Linked DNA regions of Homo sapiens: region 1 is linked to region 2. Evidence: read pairs that join two places in POLR2A ChIA-PET (ENCODE). Cell type or tissue: Caco-2. All regions are shown on one strand. Each heading gives the region's core, and the rest is flanking DNA. Links, peaks and the distances in the headings are about the cores only.

Region 1 (10,665 bases), core at 3,278-8,277, 64 kb before region 2:
TCTTCCATTTACAGTCCAGCTCTGCCCATTGAAATTGGTCTTTGCAGAGCTCTTATTTCCAGCTGGGATGCTCTTGGACAAGTTCCTTAACTTTTCTGAGATTCGGTTTCCCCATAGGCAAAATAGGAAAACAATTACAATGTCATAGAACTATTACCTTTAAATGAGAAAATGTAGGTAAAATACCCTGCATGTCAACCCTATTAGTTCCCATATCTCCCTGGATCAGTGCTTTTCACCCTGGCTGCACATTGCACTCATGGGAGGCATGCTGTGTGAGGCATGTTTGAACTATGCTGATGCCTGAGTCCCACCTGCATGTTTAATTGGTCAGGGGCACAGCCTGACAGCCTGGACTTCAGGATTTTTTTTTAAACTTTAAAGGTGATTGCAATGTCCTTTCAGGATAAAAGGCCTTTTCCCTATGTCAGTAGGTGTCAACTAGGGACTATTCTGCACCCGCTCCCCATACATTTGGCAATGGCTGGAGGCATTTCGATTGTTACAGTGAGGGCAGAGAAGGGGGGAGGCGGGTGCTGCTGGCATCTGTCGATAGAGGCCAGGGATGCTGCTGAACCTTCCACAGTGCACAGGGCGGCTCCCACAGTGAAGAATTATTCAGCTCTAAACCTCAGTGGTGCTGAAGTAAGAAACCCTGGCCTGTTTGATCACTAAGATCCCTTTCAGTGCTGAAGTTTTGTAGGCCACTTATTTCAGAATGATATTTTTAAAATAACAATAAATATCTAAGGTTTTCTTTGAATGACCGTTTTATGTACCATTAAGTTCACATTCATCAGCTCACTCTGAATCCTTAGCTTCCAATCCAATCCCCCTCCTTTGGTTTACTTTCCAGATTTCACTCAGTTCTTGGTAGTGGGCCCCTAGATTGCTTATCTCTGAACAGCTGTGAGGCAGCCCCAACAACAGAAGTACCATCTTAAAATGCCCTTTTATAGCCAGCCCTGTGGTGTTTGGAGTCCTTTCTTGCTTTCTTAATACATGGCAGAAGAATAAAGGACAGAAAAAAAAGAAAAGCAAAGAAAGTCAGTTTTTCTTTGGATTCTCATAGAACTCTGATCATCTCTCCAGCTCGGTACTTAAATATATTTTACTGTAGTTTATCTGTTTACATGTCTGTGCTCTTCCCGGTGAGGCCGTGCAATCCTTGAAGACAAACAGGCCAGCCTTAGACAGTCTTCTCTGGAGTACACACCATGAGCCAGGAACTGTGCTCAGTGGTGTGGATACAGAAATAAAGGTCGTGCTGGCTCTCCTGAGGCCCATGCATGGTGTGCAGCCCGTGTGGGGGTTCTGTGCTCAGACATCTTAGCCCCTCTTGATCATGAGACCTCGCTCGTGGTACTGGAGTCATATTACTACTCACTAGATGCTTGGAATCCTGGGTCTCCCACCTCCTTCATCTAACCCTCACAACACTCACACAAGGTGGGAACTAATGTCATCATCTGCATTTTATAGTTGAGGGACCTGCCTGTGGTAAACAATTTGTGAGGGGTGGAGTCAGGACTTGAACCTGGGCACAGGCCTCACTTATGACCTTCCCTGCATGTTTATGACCATGGCCATTTGCAAGAAAAATATGGCAGGGTGGGGTGGTATTTGTGTCTTCTCACTTCCCAGCCACTGGAAGAAAGACATGTTCCACTGAATTCCTTGCAGCCATCTTGCACCCTCCTCACTGTTCCATCCCTGTCCCCACTGCTACCTCAAACTTGATTACAATCATGCATCCCATGCTCTCTTTGGGAATCCTTGGGCTAAATCTCCATAGTTATTATCTTAGTCACTAGACTTGCACCATCTTGCCTCAGCAGACCTTCTGGAACTAGCTTTTAAAAGAGTATCCAGCTCTTAAAAAGAGTAGAACATTTTAGAGAAATAAAACATCAAGTGTGTGTTTTTTCTTTTTTTATTGTGGTAAAATATATATAAACATAACATTTATCATTTTAATGATGTTAAGTGTATAATTCAGTGGCATTAAGTACATTCACTGCTATCACCACGATCCATTTTCAGAATTTTTTTTTGAGACGGAGTCTCGCTGTGTCGCCCAGGTTGGAGTGCGGTGGCACGATCTCAGCTCACTGCAACCTCTGCCTCCCGGGTTCAAGCGATTCTCCTGCCTCAGCCTCTTAAGTAGATGGGACTACAGGCATGCACCACCATGCCTGGCTAATTTTTGTATTTTTAGTAGAGACAGGGTTTTACCATGTTGGCCAGGATGGTCTCAATCTCTTGACCTCGTGATCTGCCCACCTCGGCCTCCCAAAGTGCTGGGATTACAGGTGTGAGCTACTGCGCCCAGCCTCAGAATATTTTCTTATCCCAAAAGCTGTACTCAGTAAACAATAGCCCCCTTCTTTCCCCGTCCTCCAAGCCCCTGGTAACTTCAACTCTCTGCCTCATGCACTGACCTATTCTAGGAACCTCATACAAGTAGAATCACACAGTATCTGTCCTTTTGTGTCTGGCTTATTTCACTTAGCATAATGTTTTCAAGATTCATCCCTGTGGTAATATGCACCAGAATTTCATTTCTTTTTTATGTATATGCCACATTTTGTTTATCCATTCATCTGTTGATGGGCACCTGGGCTGTTTCTCTCTTTTGGTTATTGTGAATAATGCGCTATGAACATTGGCATACAACTACCTGTTTGAGTCACTACTTCCAATTCTTTTGGGTATATACCTAGGAGTGGAATTGATGAGTCATATGGTAACTCTATATTTAACTTTTTGAGAAACTGCCAAACTGCTGTCTACAGCAACTGCCCCATTTTATCTTCCAACCAGAGTTTCAATGTCTCCACATTCTCGCCAACACTTCAAGTGTGTTTTTGAAAGAGTATTTAAGCATGTGATATAATAGGCACCAATGGTCAGCTCTGAGGCATCAGGACAAGATGCTGCGCTGGGCTTTGTTACCTGCTGCAGGTCATGGCAGCCCCTGGAGACGATTAAGTCACAAACAACTCAAAGTGATATCCTGACTCTTGGCTGAATGTTCCTCGTCAATGCTGGTAGATGAGGAAAGTGATCATTGAGTATTTGTTTTTTATTTGGACTCAGTTCTTGCCTTTTCTTCACCAAAAGCTTTTATGACTCTTGTCCAGAACCAAATATTCACAAAACAAAGATTCCATGCCAAAGAGACTGTGCCCTCTTGCTGTGATTTGGAAAGATGCTGTTGTTTGTTTTAGCACTCCTGGACTTACTTTTGGATTACATACTTTCCACATGGTGTCTGACAGCGCACCTCCCTTTGATTTAGGACAGCTCTGATGTCCTTGCATCTGTTTACAGGGACTTTCTTTTCACTTTCAGAGTCCTTTGCCTTGAAAAGCTTTCAGATATGCTGGAACGAAAGGAAATCAACTCTGCCCCACCCCCTTCTGCTGATTGTTTCACATTTTCTGCTTTGTATTGATAGTTAGCACCTAGCTACCCTGGAAATGTGAGACTGAGTTTTCCTGTTTGTACATGGATTTGTCTTTCATTTTCTGGGGAAATAGTTAAGCTGTGGTTTGTTTTTGCTTTTAATTGTATCGTCTGTCTCAGAAATATGCAAAATGCCCACACCTGTTTTCCTACACTTAATGTGATACTTTCCTCAAATGCAGGAAACAGTTGCTGAGCTGGCTGAGTCTTGAATTTTTATGGAAGTGATTTGACACCGCTATCCTTGCATGAGGAATAACATTGTCTCCTAGCCCACTCTAGGCAGCAGCGCCTAAGGACAGCATCTTCAGCAGGGCTGTTAATCGCTCCCAGGTCTCCTATCTGGATTAGGATAATAGCTGAGAATCCATTATCTGCAAGTCCAATGTGGTTAACACTGTCCCTAGATCCGCCTATTCCCTAACCCACTTGGAAGTGCATTTAAATCTTCCCTGTTTGAATCAAAGTCTTGCTTTTTTGTGATATGTTAGATCACTGAGCTACCACATTAGGGAACTAATACAAGCTAAGCCCCAAGAAGAGATATCTAAGGTTTAAACAACGTTTAATAAATATAGTTGACTTAATGAAAGAGAAGTGACTCCTGAGAAAAACAGTAATCTTGAAGATTTCTTAACCAACAGCTGGGGATGACCCACCCTTTGCTTCTCCATGGTTACTGCTCTCACTGGGAGCCTCTCTTCCTTCCTCGTGAGCATCAGAGCTTCAGAAATGTGAAACCTGCCTTCTAAGATTGCCCTCTTCTCTCTTCAGGCCTTACTTTCCCATGGAAGAAGTTGAGCACCCTTTCCCCTTTTTTATTAAGCAGAACTCTAGGCACATTGTGCTCTTCTTCTAAACCTTGAAGTCTTGCAGATAAGTCACTGAAGGGGTGGTCTTTGAAGATAAGCCTCCTTTCTCCCTCTCATCATGAACCGCCTTTATTAGCTTTGCTCTGGCTGTTTTAGCATCAACAGCTTTAAGAATAACTTTTGGCATCTCCTGACTCTACCCTACTCTGTCCCCAAGCCAGACACTATTCTCTGAATTAGAAACCATATAAATGTCAGCATGGGAAAGACTCACTCCTTCTGTCTGAATTCTGAATCAATATTCATGTTCTTCCTTGGAAAATGTACTTTCACATAGCCCCACCCTTTAACTTTCTTTGTGGCCTTATAGTCACGCCTATATTTGTTATGCTTTGGGGGCAGAATTTGTCTCATTGATCAATATTTATTTTTCCCTTTATTATCTAGTGTTTAGTGTGAATCAGGACTGATTTTCTTTCTTTGATTAAAGAAAACATTGCTCTTTGTCTGAATTGATATTCCTGCAAGATAATTAAACATTTCAATGGATATCTGTAAGCACCTACTGTGTACAATATATTATGAAGAGAAAGAGTTGAACGATACATGGCCCCTTCCCTGAAAGGCATTTACTGTCCATTTGGAAATCCTTTGATGACTTTGAAAAGAGACCCAGTGCTATGGGAGTGCAAAGGATGGAGAAATTAACTCTAATAGGATAATCAGAGGAGGCACCTGGGGGAGGTGGTATTTAAACTGGGCTTGTAGAGCAGGGGCTGGCAACCTTTTTTTTGGAAAGACCATATAGTAAATATCTTGGGCTTTGCAGGCCATTTGGCCTCTGTTACAGCTACTCAGCTGCACAGTGAGAAAGCAGCATAGACAATATGTGAATGAATGGGGGTGCCTATGCTCCAATAAAATACGATATACCAAAAAAGCCAGCCGCCAAGTTTAGCCCTCATGCTGTGGTTTGCCCACCCTTGTTTTGGTGGATGGATAGGCTTTTCTCAGAAGAAATAGGGAAAGAGCATTTCAATCTGAAGAAGCAGCACAAGCTAAGGTACAGAGAAGGAAGAATGTGAGGCATGTTCTGGACTTAGTCACTTATGAAATAAGTGAGGGTGACCTTGACATTTGAGACTGCAAATACAGGGTATAGCTAGGCCTGTTTCATCCTGAACCACATCCTTTGTATTAAATCTGAAGATGCTCGGCTGGAGAAGAGTTGTGACAGGGTCCTGCCTCTGCTCTGCAGACAGTTTGGGGCAGTTGTAGAGGAGGAGGGGGAGCGGCTGCTGTAAAAAGGCCTGGCCTATAGGAAGAGTCTGAGGCAGGGGAAGTGACTAATAACAAGGATACTGCTATGTCAGTGGGCTCTGTGATTCCAAACAGTAAATTTGACCGTGTTAGAAAACCAGAGTTTTTGCGTGTGTTTTTAATCAGTGACTGTAGGTTGAGCACCTTATGATAGAAGAACGTAATACACACCACAGTATTGCTACATCAGGGAGTGATAAACTGCACTTGGAAACTTGAGATGATCTGGAGCAAATCAGAGTAGAAAAGACGGATAAATAATTTTGGGAGTTGGAAATTTAGGTAATCAGTCCTCTTTAAAAAGAGGGGAGTGGTTGCATTTGAGATAAGCTAAATCCCTTCCCTTGTCTCTAAAGCAGTACTTTTGAAACCTAGTCCAGCCTTTCCTGTCTTTCCTGTTTTGTTGGTAAGTTCTGGGAACACCAAGGTTCTCTAAGCCTTCTCCCATACAAAGGTCCCAATCCAAACAGCAGGTTCTCAGCAGGCAGCATAGATCCTGTCCTACATGAATGCTTTCAGTTGAATTCCTTGATTTTTAATTATCCCTAACAAATCACATATTTGCCAAGTTTTTAGAATTGCTGCGAGAAGACCAATATTAACCTGTAAGATAATTTCTGTTGGTAGGGTAAAAATTTGTTGATCAGAGAAAAAGGATTTAATCAACTGCATTAAGATTTCTTGTAAATAAATACTCCACATCATTGCTAGGTCCTCCTTAACTTACAAAATCGTGCATGGCTAGGACTCACTTGGAATTTTAAGAAAAATTTGAATTATCAGTTTCACTGGCCAAAGGACCCAAAGTACTGTCTCAAACATTTCAGTATGAGCAGAATTGTGCAAGTTAAGAGTTCTACTCTCAGCCACGCAGCTTTCTGGCTCTATAGCCTTCAGTCAGTTACCTGACCTCTCCGTATGTCATTTTCTTTACCTGTAAGATGAATTGACAATAATATTTATCTCATAGGGTTATTGGGAAGGTTAAATAAGGTAAAACAGGTAAAGCATCTAGCACAATGACTGGCACAAAATACTTATTCAATAAACATCAGATGTCATTACTAGTAATTTTTTTTTTTTTTTTTTTTGAGATGGAATCTCACTCTGTTGCTCAGGCTGGAGTGCAGTGCCATGATCTCAGCTCACTGCAACCTCTTCCTCCCAGGTTCAAGCAATTCTCCTGTCCCAGCCTCCTGAGTAGCTGGATTACAGGCATGTGCCACCATGCCCAGTTAATTTTTGTATTTTAGTAGAGACAGTGTCACCATGTGGGCTAGGGTGGTCTTGAACCCCTGACCTCAAGTGATCCACCTGCCTTGGCCTCCCAAAGTGCTGGGATTACAGGCATGAGCCACTGCTCCCGGCCCTACTATGGTATTTTAATTGTTGCTACTGTTATACAAATTAGTCCAGGATTATATGGTTAGAGATCCACATAATTGTGCTTTGAGACTTTGTCTAGACAATAAATACCTTTCCAAAAGCAAAAGACAATTTTTTTCTAGACTTATCAAGCCAACAATCAGTATCAAAAGTTTACGTGGCACACTGGGCGTGGTGGCTCATGCCTGTAATTCCAGCACTTTGGGAGGCCAAGGCAGGTGGATCACCTGAGGTCAGGCGTTCCAGACCAGCCTGGCCAACATGGGGAAATCCTATCTCCACTAAAAATACAAAAATTATCAGAGTGTGGTGGCGAGCCTATAATCCCAGCTACTCGGGAGGCTGGGGCGGCAGAATCGATTGAACCGGGGGGGTGGAGGTTGCAGTGAGCCAAGATGGTTCCACTTAACTCTAGCCTGGGCAAAAGAGTGAAACTTCGTCTCAAAAAAAAAAAAAAAAAAGTTTTACATGGCACATGCCTTTATAACTAACTGATAGTGAACTAAGATCAAGCACCGTTTGAGTTGTATCCAGTAAATATGGTGTCCCCTAACTCAGCTCATTGGCTTGAGGTGGTACCAAGATGTTCATGGGGGCAAACGGAAGTTGATCAACACTTGTATTTCAGACCTAGGCAAGTATGAGGATTGGGCTATTAGATGTTCCTCTTTTAATATGAATACTGACTTACTATTCTCTGATGTGTTGGTCTTTAAAATGTTCAGCTGTGCCTCAGAGAACAGTGAAATTTCTGCTGTCAGCATGTGAGGGTCATGGGCACGGTCTCTCAGTACCATTCAGCATGGGGACCCTTGGAGCCCCTGTGAAATCCGACCCCCCCTGGAAAGGATGAAGACATAGTTCAACCCAAGGTCTTTATGGACCTGCTGAATTCATTACAATTAAGTAAGTTAAACTTTCATCACAGACTTTATCCCCTCTTCTCAAAGCACAAGTGAAAAAGAGATACCTGTTTAAGTGCCAAAAGCCTATTGTCTGGCCAGAGCCATTGGCTGGCTTAGCACTTACTTATTTGTTGGATAAGCTTTTTATTGAAATGCTAAGTATAAATACACAGGAAAAGTTCTCTATTCAAAACTATAAGTACAGCTTGATGAATTTTCACAAAGTGAACACAGTCACGTCACTAGTACTCAGATGAAGAAATAGAACTTGATCAGCTCCCAGAAGCCCCTTCCAGTGTCCCCTCTCTGTCACTAACCTCCCCACCGCAGAAAGAACCACTACCGTGATTGTTCACACCATACATTAGTTTTTGTCTGTTTTTAGAAAAACCTTATATAAATGGAATAATACAGCATATACTGTTTTGTATCTGGCTTTTTTTTTTTTTTTCTCAACATTTTTAACATTTACCTTGGAGTAGAGTATAAAATGAGAAGGTAGATTTCTTCCTAATGTTTAGCCAATTTTACAAACCAATTTGTTGAGTGGTTCATTTATTTAACATTGGAATGTGTAGAATGTGCTAAGTCACATACTTACCATTTATTGTATTCCATTTATCTGTCAAATAATTTCTGTACCACACAGAGTATTTTGGTTATCATAGCTTTAAAATGTGATTTAGTATCTGGCATGGCAATTCTTCCCTCTTTTGCTACTTTCTTTCTTTCTTTCTTTCTTTCTTTCTTTCTTTCTTTCTTTCTTTCTTTCTTCTTCTTCTTCTTTTTTTTTTTTTTTTTTTGAGTCGAGGTCTCACTCTTTGCCCAGTCTGGAGTGCAGTGGTGCAATCATGGCTCACTGCAGCCTCAACCCCCCTGGGCTCAAGAGATCCTCCTACCTCAGCCTCCCAAGTAGCGGGAACTACAGACTCACACCACCATGCCTGGCCGATTTTTGTATTTTTTGTAGAGACAGGGTTTCACCATATTGGCCAGGCTGGCCTCGAACTCCTGGACTATAGTAATCTGCCTACCTTGACCTCCCAAAGTGCTAGGATTACAGGTGTGAGCCATCGCACCCAGCCTTGCTTCTTTTCAATAACAATTTTCAGACAGTCTAGCATTATTCCAGGTGAATTTTTGAAACCATTTTGTCATATGTAAGGAAAAAAAAAATCCTATGGGTGTTTGCACGCAATTATGTTAAATTCATTCAATAAACATGTACTGAGTCCTTACTGTGTGCCGGGTGGAATTCTGGGTACTGGGAATACTCAGAAAAGGGCACACCAGCCCTGATGGCATTTACAAAATTCTACCGGGGAAACTGGAGACGAAAGAACAAAAAGGTAATTTCAGATGATGAGACATGCTATAAAAAATAAAACAGGGGAAGAGGAGAATGAGTGCTGGCTGGAAGAGCAGGCTGCTATTTGAGTTAGGTTGTCAATGTCTTAAGGAATGTGATCCTTGAATTCCAACCTGATTCATGCCCAGAGTGTATTAGATCTATAAATTCATTTGGGAGGAGTAGACATGGTTAAAATGTTCAGTCTGGCCAGGCTCAGTGGCTTACACCTGTAATCCCAGCACTTTGGGAGGCCGAGCCGAACGGCCTACTTGAGGTCAGGAGTTTGAGAACAACCTGGCCAACAGGTGAAACCCCATCTGTACTAAAAATACAAAAATTTAGCTGGGCATGGTGGGAGGTGCCCATAGTCCCAGCTACTCAGGAGGTTGAGGCATGAGAATCACTTGAACCCAGGAGGCAAGGTTGCAGTGAGCCAAGATCACACCACTGCACTCTAGCCTGGACGACAGAGCAAGACTCCATCTCAAAACAGCAACAAAACCATTCAGTCTAAGAACATAGCATTTATTACCGTTTATTCAAATAGCTTACATCTGCCAGTGAAGTTTTGTTATTTTCCATATAAATTCTCTGCATTCCTTGTAAAGATTCATCATAGGTATTTAATTGCATTTTGCTGTGGTATGATGATGATGACAAAGAATGGAATCTGTTCCTTTTTATCTCTAAAATTCTTATCAATATACAGAAAAGTTATGGGTTTTTTTATATTTACCTCTATCTGGTAATTTCGTTGCGCTTTTATAAATTCTGAGTAATTTGAGTTGATTCTCATCGTTTTCTAGTGATATAATCATACCATATAGAAATAATTATAATATTGCCTCCTCCTTTCCAATAGTAATTACTCTGAATAGCAGACATCCTTAACCTATCTCTGATTTTAATGTGAATGCTCCTAATTTTTACTAGCAAGGAAAATGGATGTATGCTCAATAAATATTTTAATTGAATATATGATTACATGCTCATCATTGGGGTAAGAAAGTCTATTTCTAATCTTGTAATCTTTTTTTTTTTTTACCAGGATGAGTTTTAAATGACATTTTGGCACCTACTTACGTTATTTTTTCTTTAAAGTTTTCTATATTATCCTTGAATTCCTGGATTATACCCTGTTTCATCTTGCTGAATGGTTTTTTTAATGTTCTGTTGAATTCAATTTGCTAGGACCTTATTTGGGATTTTTAAAATCTGTATTCCGAAGTGAGATTGGCCTATTGTTTTCATTTTGTGCTACCTCTCTGAGGTGGAGGTTAGGTTAGTGTTCCAATTTTTATGTGCTCTGGAAAAGCTTATATAATAATCTGTTCCTTCAGATTTTTATAAAAACTCACCAATAAAAAACATCTGGCACTAGAATATTTTTGGAAGAAATTACTGCTAACTTGTAACAATTCTT
Region 2 (7,865 bases), core at 2,439-7,438:
GGTTTTTACTGGGGTCTCTCGTCTAGGTATGCAGCTCCCACATGAGTGACACTAGCTACTCTCCCTTTACCATCCCAGAAGCCAAACCAATACTGCGTGGCCCAAGACCTCAGCATAAAAAAACACTCTTATCAGGTGGCATATTCCAAGGGCTTAGAGGTTCTCTCTCAGGAGCTGGTCAAGGGCCTGTCTTTGGCATGTGCAGGGTTTGAGCAACTCAGGCCTGCTGTGCACATATATTCATTAATAAACGGAATACACTCATGTACTTCAAGATCTAAAATTTAATCTCCAAGTCAGGGTTGTGGAAGACTTACACAAATCCCAGTTGAAACTCATTCTCAAATCTCAGGATTTCAGAAAAAAAAAAAAAAAACAAAACTTTGCAGGCTTGGCGTGTTAGCTGGCTTTTACACTGACCAACACTCACAGCTCCCATACTATCCCGGTAAAATCCCAACCCTGTATTCATTCATTATTCCAACCTGATCAGCTAGGACCACCAGGGACAAACCTGAAGCCCAACAAAGTCAGCTTTATTGACCCCTCACCACAAGGGAGTCCACACACCGGAGGAAGCATGGGGCGTCTCTCCAAACAAAAGAAAAGATAGAGTTGTAGGATTTGGGAGGATACAGTTTAGGTGAAATTTAAATAAAGTAGGGTTGTGATAGGCTGAAAGCAAGACATGGCAGTGTTACAGGGGTCACATCAGGATGATGAAGTGGACCCAGGGTCCCGTTTCCTTGAAAACTCCAAAGTTAAGATACATGTGGAATGTGCTGTCCAGAAACCCTTTATCTGACATTCCATACCAGATTGGAAATCAATGCTGCTTCTGTTTCAAGCTGACTCATTGCAAAGATACACCTATGAACTGTGTAGTTATAATTTCCTTCATATATATGATAATAGCCTCCTGTTTGTAGTAAAGTCCTATTTTATCCCCTGAAACAGCTCTTCTTTGAGGGGAGGTTGCTAAAGAAACAGGAAGGCTGTATCCCCCAGGAATCTCTGCAAACTGGGGAACTGTGTGATGTCCCAGAGCATTGGTTTGGGGTGGTTTTTTTTTTTTGCTTTGCTTTGCTTTGCTTTTTTTTTTTCTTTTCCTTTCTTTTCTTTTCTTTTGATACTGGTATCTAAGAGTACAAAGTTTGGAACCTCTCACAAAATTAGCACACTGAAAAATCTCATGACAGCTTCTAAAGTTTTTATCTTTTTCATAAGAGCATTGGCTTAGTGGCTTTTGAGAATAGAATTTAGGTCTTTGGTTCTTCTTGGGGGCTGGAGCTTTTCCTGCCTGGAACCTCTGCAGTTCCATAATGATTTGGTAACTGGAGTGTTGATTTATAGAGGTTTTATTGTGCAAATTTTATTATGCTTATACTTAATAAATGTGCAAAGAATCTGGACTGCAGATTCATTGGACCAACTTCTTTTATATACTTTGTGAGGAAAAATTAAATGCATATAAAATATGTCTTGACAGAGTCAGAAAGCTAGAAATATTTTTGCATTAAGGCCAAAACCATTTTGGTGAGACTCTGTGATATTATAGAGGTAAGCAGTATGTAACATAATTGATATAGGAACCCGAAATCAAAATGTATTATTATTGAAATATTCTACCTTTAGGTAATGTGTGATGCCCATCAAAGGAACCAGATACACTCAGAACTAGGTGAAAATAGGGAAAGTCATAAAAAGGATGAAAGCTGTCACTGCGTGGTTTTCAACAAAGGGTGCCATGTGGAGAAGATTCTCTTTCACCCTGTCCGGAGCCCATAGGCCTTGTGTTGTGAGCAGGATGAGATGAGGGCAAATGCATGTGCTGGTTCCCTGTGTCTCCTCCAGACGCTCCCACGGTCTCTCTAATGGAGCAAACTCATAACCAAATGTTCCAGTTTTTGCCCCCACAACCCATCCGCACGCTGTGTCATCCACACTGAGGTATGGAGTTGAAATTTAAAGAAAGCAAGGTTTTGATAGACTGAAGGCAAAACATAACTGTTACTACCTCACTATATGCTAGTATCCCTCCTTTACGACACTCTGGTATCTGGCCAGCAAAGTCCTGCTCGTACTCCAAGCTCTGAGACCACCTCTTCTGCAAAGCCTTCCTGATTCTGCAAAGAACAGGTAGGCATTTCATCCTTGGGACCTCACAGCAATTCAGGACACATTTCTGTCCCAGCCCTGCTTGGCTTGGCTGTCTCCATGAATATACACTTTGCAACTTCTGCACCAGGCATCATACCAAGCACACAGTAGGCACTCCTGTGTTTTTTGAATAAGTGACTATATCATCACCACATTTCAAATGCGGAATATATGAGCTACTAGAAAAGACATAAGGGTAGATTTTACATCTTTATTGTATCCTAGATATACAAGTCTATTACTGCCTTTTCCCATGTTCTGTCAACATAGCATAAAGAATGTGGATTTACCTGTTAGAAATTGAATAAGCGGCCGGGCATGGTGGCTCATACCTGTAATCGAAGCATTTTGGGAGGCCAAGGCAGGTGTATCACTTGAGGTCAGGAGTTCAAGAGCAGCCTGGCCAACGTGGCAAAAAACCCTGTCCTCACCAAAAATACAAAAATTATCTGGGCATGGTGATGCATGCATGTAATCCCAGCTACTCGGGAGGCTGAGGCAGGACAATTGCTTGAACCCAGGAGGCGGAGGTTGCAATGAGCCAAGATCATGCCACTGCACTCCAGCCTGGGCAACAGAGCAAGACTCCGTCTCAAAACAAAACAAAACAAAACAAAAAAACTGAACAATCTCTTTCTCTAGATTTCCATATGATTTTGTTTAATCTTCTGTCCTTTGCATTGCAGAAACACACACACAGAAATTCACAAGAGTGTGAGGTATGGGACTGAGCATGCACAGGACCCATTTTCAATATTTAGCCCATATACACCCATGTGTGCATGTACACACACACACACACACACACACACACACACACACACACACACTCGGCATCTGCCACTCAGAATGTCTGAGGCGACATGTCTAGCTCTTCTTTACCCAGTAAATGGCACCAGTTCTCAGGCCCAAGAGATACTGAAGAGGTGCCTTGGAAATAAAGCAAACCTAGGGATGTGTTGTTTCTCATCCCTCCCTTCTCTGGCAATCCTAGTTCCTTTTTCTTTCAAGTGACAAGTGGCAGCGGCCCGTGGAGGCCTCTCCTTTGCTCTGTCCCAGGCGGTGATGGCACCAGACATGCAGGGTAGGTGAGGCAATGCGGAGGCACAGATGCAGAGCACATCTAATGGTCGTCAGCAGTCATGGCAAGTGACCAGGAAATCCCAAGCCTCCCGGCATTGTCCAAGTCACTTATGCACAGAATAAGTCTGTTCCCCTTGTGATCCCATTGTGTATTTTCTCACATACCCTCGCCTAAACCCTTCTCCAGTCCTCCCTGGTGGAGCTAACCACACCACACAGTTCTGTGCTTTTCATGGTCAAATTTCCCTTTGTCTAAGTGCTTCCAGCATCATGATATCACCATCTCAGGGAAGGGCCCTGTTGCTGGCATCCAAGAGTGGTCCATACTCACACAGCCATTGATCAGGCCTCTGTCAAACTCTTGGCTTGTTTCATTTGATTCCTAGAGTTCCAAGTCTAAAGTCATTTACTTTTTTCTTGCTCTTTATTTTGTCTCTCTTCCATAATGTCCCACTGACCTCTACACTAGCCCCTGAATTCACTGACCTCATTTATTATCTGCTAATTACCTGTGTACAGTTCCCCCCTTCAACATGACATATTTCTATTTTGATCAACATGTCCGCATATAAGGCAACCGAACTGATCTCGAATAGTTTTCCTGCTGCCTGAAGCCCAGCCAGTGCCTGACCTCACCACCTTGTTCCTGCTTGCTAGCAAATAGAGGAATAATTGAATTGCAATCTTGAACAATGGGAGGTGGCCAGGTGCTGTCTCCCTTTCTAAATATATTAAAACTGACCCAAAGAAGGAAACCACTGCGGTCACTAGACTCAAGAGTTGTAGATATGGGTCAGGCGCCGTGGCTTATGCCTGTAATCCCAGTACTTTGGGAGGCCGAGGTGGGCAAATCACCTGAGGTCAGGAGTTTAAGACAAGCCTGGACAACACGGCAAAACCCCATCTCTACTAAAAATACAAAAATCAGCCAGGCGCAGTGGCAGGCACCTGTAATCCCAGCTACTTGAGAGGCTGAAGCAGGAGAATCACTTGAACCCGGGAGGTGGAGGTTGTGGTGAGCAGAGATCGTGCCACTTCACTCCAGCCTGGGTGACAGAGCTAAACTCTGTCTCAAAAAAAATAAAAAAAGATTTGTAGATCTGGCATTTTCCCACCTTCAGAGAGCCAGAGGGCCTCTGAGTTCATTTCCGTGGAGCTGGACCATGGACAATGTCCATAAACGCCGTAAAATGTCAAGGGAAGACAAGCAGTGGCCAGGTGCTGGACAACCCCAGCAGGACCCATCTTCCCAAGACACAGAGCATTCCTATGGGAGCCTGTATCCTTTTGATTAAAAAAATTTGATTTCTCCCTTATTTGAGTGCCAAGTGGTTGAGATAGTTCCTTTTGCTTTCCTATCCACAAACATCTAAGTGGAAAAGCTAAACCCGCATGGTCTGAAGGAAAAGGAATAGGCTAAATAAGATCTTTACTTAATCCCTTAATAGCCGGGTCCCACTGCAAGCTGTGAACCATGTATTCACCTTTATAACTGCACAGTGTACTTAATGTTTGTTGAATTTAATTAAAAATCTGTTCTATTTAATGGAAGGAGATCTGTAGCTGGACAAACTTTAATTCCACAAAAGTTCTTTGCATCCCATTAACTTTACAGTCAGTACTGCCTTTTACTCAGCCAATAATTGTGCTTAATTGGAACGTTATTTTAAATAATGGTCTCAAGTTATAGCCACACTGTAAATTTTTACTACCAGGGTAATTTAAACAAATGATCGTTTCAGATTCAACACTGTCTTGCAAACTGTCAAGTTTCTTACTACCCTCTGGGTCAGTGTGTCATACAAGATGAGCTTGAAAAACCACTGAAACACTTTCATGACTGATGAAATATTAAGATGTTTATGTTAAAAGATAGCCCCTATGTTGCAGTTAAAATTGTAAGGAGTTGGAACTTCAGAAAATATGAATGCCTGGCCAATTAGCAACAGAGATAAGACAGAGTTGTAGAATAAAGTATAGTGTTCTTCCCGGCAGGAGTTGTATACTGGCCTGGACTGTGGGGAAGACAGTTATTTGTGAAGAAGCATCTTCCCGTGGTTGGTTCAGGTTCAGGGGTTACATTTCTCACGTTATAAACGTCCATTAATAATAGCTCAGTGTTGCCACCAGGTGGCAGCAGAGAAAGGAAGGCAGAATTGAATCAGCTTTTTTTTTTTTTTTTTTTTTTTTAATTGACACCTAGACATTCCATTTAACAAATTCTGGCTTTTTATCGAAAATAGATGTATCCTTATTAATCCAATGAAAGTAAAACAAAAAACCTAAAACAGTTATAAACATTCATTCAACACCATTCAAACATTCATTCAACACGGTCATTTATTGAGCCCCTGCTACTCTCCTAGGTACTGGGGCTACAGAGATTAAGAAGTAGCCCTGTCCCTCAGAAGCTCACGGTCTCATGGGAAGTAGACAAATGCTCAGATCACTGAAATACCATTGGATGGGTACTTTATTAGAAGAACATGAAAGACGCTTGCCAAAGGGGGAGGCAGCTGCTCTTCCGCCCTTTCTTGAATCTTCTACTTCTGTGCTTCAACCTATCCCTTAAATGTACCTGGTGTAGCAGGCTAGTTTGTCAGGCAGGTACTTTCATTCCAGTTTAATGACCTAGACAGCCTCCTCCCTCCAAAATATACATGCACATATCTACCCAAACCCAATTCTTTCTCTAGAACGAAGCTTGGCCCATTTAGGACACTTTCTCTTTGACGCTTCCAGAGAACTTTAGAAAAGTTACTATTTGTGTTCCTTCTATAATCATTCCCCTGCCTAGGGAATCTCTCTTTTGTTATCTTGAACTATAATGAAGATGCTTTGTATCTGCCTTTGAGCATATTTAGACCGTGTCCACAAATAGATTATTGATTCCTTTTAGGGCAGGCTCTTCTTTGCACCCCCACAGTTCCTAGCAAAGACCTGTGAGGTAGGTGTGTGTAAACCCTCAAATGAAGGGGGAGCGTAAGTGTGCATGCATGTGTGAATTGTCCTCACTGTTTCTGTGCCCTCTCTTCATCAGCACCCGAATCTCTGTGCATCTCCACCCATAGCCCAGCTTTCCAGTGTGTGGGACTGTCCTTCAGACATTCTCCTGTTGTTGCAGGATCGCAGTACCCTATTTTCCGCTGTGTGCACAGAAGCACTCATGAAGAGGCTCCTGAGAGTTACTGTGACTCCAGCATGAAGCCGACCCCCGAGGAGGAGCCCTGCAACATCTTCCCTTGCCCAGCCTTGTAAGAAGGCCCCTCCATTTAGGTCGCCTATTACCGGGTCACTTCAGGTCACTTATGCACAGGACCTTAGGAACAGATATAAGTCAGTCTAAATCTGAGTTAGAAATACAAGACTTGGACCATGCATAAAATGCAGTCTGTTTAGCAGGCACACCTGTCTTTCAGGATGAACTCAGGAGCTGATAGCCTTTAGCAAGTCAACCCACTTCTGGGAAGCCCACCCTTGACAAAGCTGGAGCAATTAGGTTTGAGCCTGGTAAGGAAAACAAAGGAGGAAGCAAAAAACGAGAAGCCAGTGTAGTTGGTGTCGTAGGTGAGCTGTTCACAGAGAGAGGATAATGCAAGTCACAAAAACATCAGCCTGGAGAGGCCAAGAAAAGTGTCTCGGGAGAGGTCTTGAACTGTTTCGGTTTTTTGGTTTTGTTTTTGTTTTTATGGCAGAGTCTAGCTCTGTTGCCCAGGCCAGATTGCAGTGGCACGATCTCAGCAAACTCCGCCTCCTGGATTCAAGCAATTCTCCTGCATCAGCCTCCCGAGTAGCTGGGACTACAGGTGCACATTACCACGCCTGGCTAATTTTTGTATTTTTTGTAGGGACAGGGTTTTGCCATGTTGGCCAGGCTGGTCTTGAACTCCTGAGCACTAATGGTCTGCCCACCTCAGCCTCCCAAAGTGCTGGGATTACGGGCGTGAGCCACTGCGCCTGGCCTTGAACTGGTTATTGAATGATAAATGGGACACTTGAAGAAGAACAAGGGGAAAGGGCCCTAAAAGGGTCAAAACCTAATTTGCAGAGTAATAAAAATATAATTCTCATCCAAGTATATGGTGAGCATGGGCTGATGTCTCATTTAACTAATAACAGAGCAGATGACAGAGGAGGGTTTGCAAAACTGATACGGGAATTGTTAATGAAAAATAATGCTAGAATAAGATTCCTAAGTTAGTAGCAAAAATGAGTTAATGATCTACAGTGTAATAAAACTAACCTTTGGAGGTTTTTTTTTTAATTAGATAAAAATCATTTGTACGTTTTCAGTTTTCTATAACTTTTCATAGAATCTGGGCCCTAATCACTGGTAAATAGCATGTCAAGTGTCAGGCAAATTTATCTGCCTTTACAGAGTCAGATGACCCTTAGGCAGACTTTTTCTTTTTCTTTTTCTTTTCTTTTTTTGAGACAGGGTCCTACTCCATTGCCCAGGCTGGAGTGCAGTGGCACAATCATGGCTCACTGCAGCCTCAATCTCCCAGGCTCAAGCCATCCCCTGACCTCAGCCTCCCGAGTAGCTGGGACTACAGGCACACACCACCACACCCAGCTAACTTTGGTATTTTTTGTAGAGACGGGGTTTTGCCATGTTGCCC

The links. ChIA-PET counts read pairs that join two places held together with the same protein. Peaks named below come from ENCODE experiments on the same cell type or tissue, not always from the same donor. Only the 100,000 strongest peaks of a DNase experiment are listed, where the experiment ranks them.
Region 1: POLR2A ChIA-PET joins it to region 2 with 6 read pairs; 2 of 35 experiments call an interaction of 5 or more read pairs at or near these places.

Annotation. Positions count from the first base shown.
Region 1 is chr15:71,674,246-71,684,910 of GRCh38, forward strand. The region is part of intron 8 of THSD4 (thrombospondin type 1 domain containing 4); the gene reads left to right. Among named protein-coding and RNA genes, the nearest start is that of THSD4-AS2, 12 kb to the right of the region's middle. In Caco-2, for the core only: no CTCF peak of the experiment used is centred there; a DNase peak (open chromatin) is centred at 6,036.
Region 2 is chr15:71,738,739-71,746,603 of GRCh38, forward strand. It overlaps THSD4 (thrombospondin type 1 domain containing 4), which reads left to right. Exons shown (of 18, transcript NM_024817.3): 12 at 6,368-6,497. Among named protein-coding and RNA genes, the nearest start is that of THSD4-AS2, 51 kb to the left of the region's middle. In Caco-2, for the core only: a CTCF peak has its summit at 5,362 (motif pointing right); a DNase peak (open chromatin) is centred at 5,363.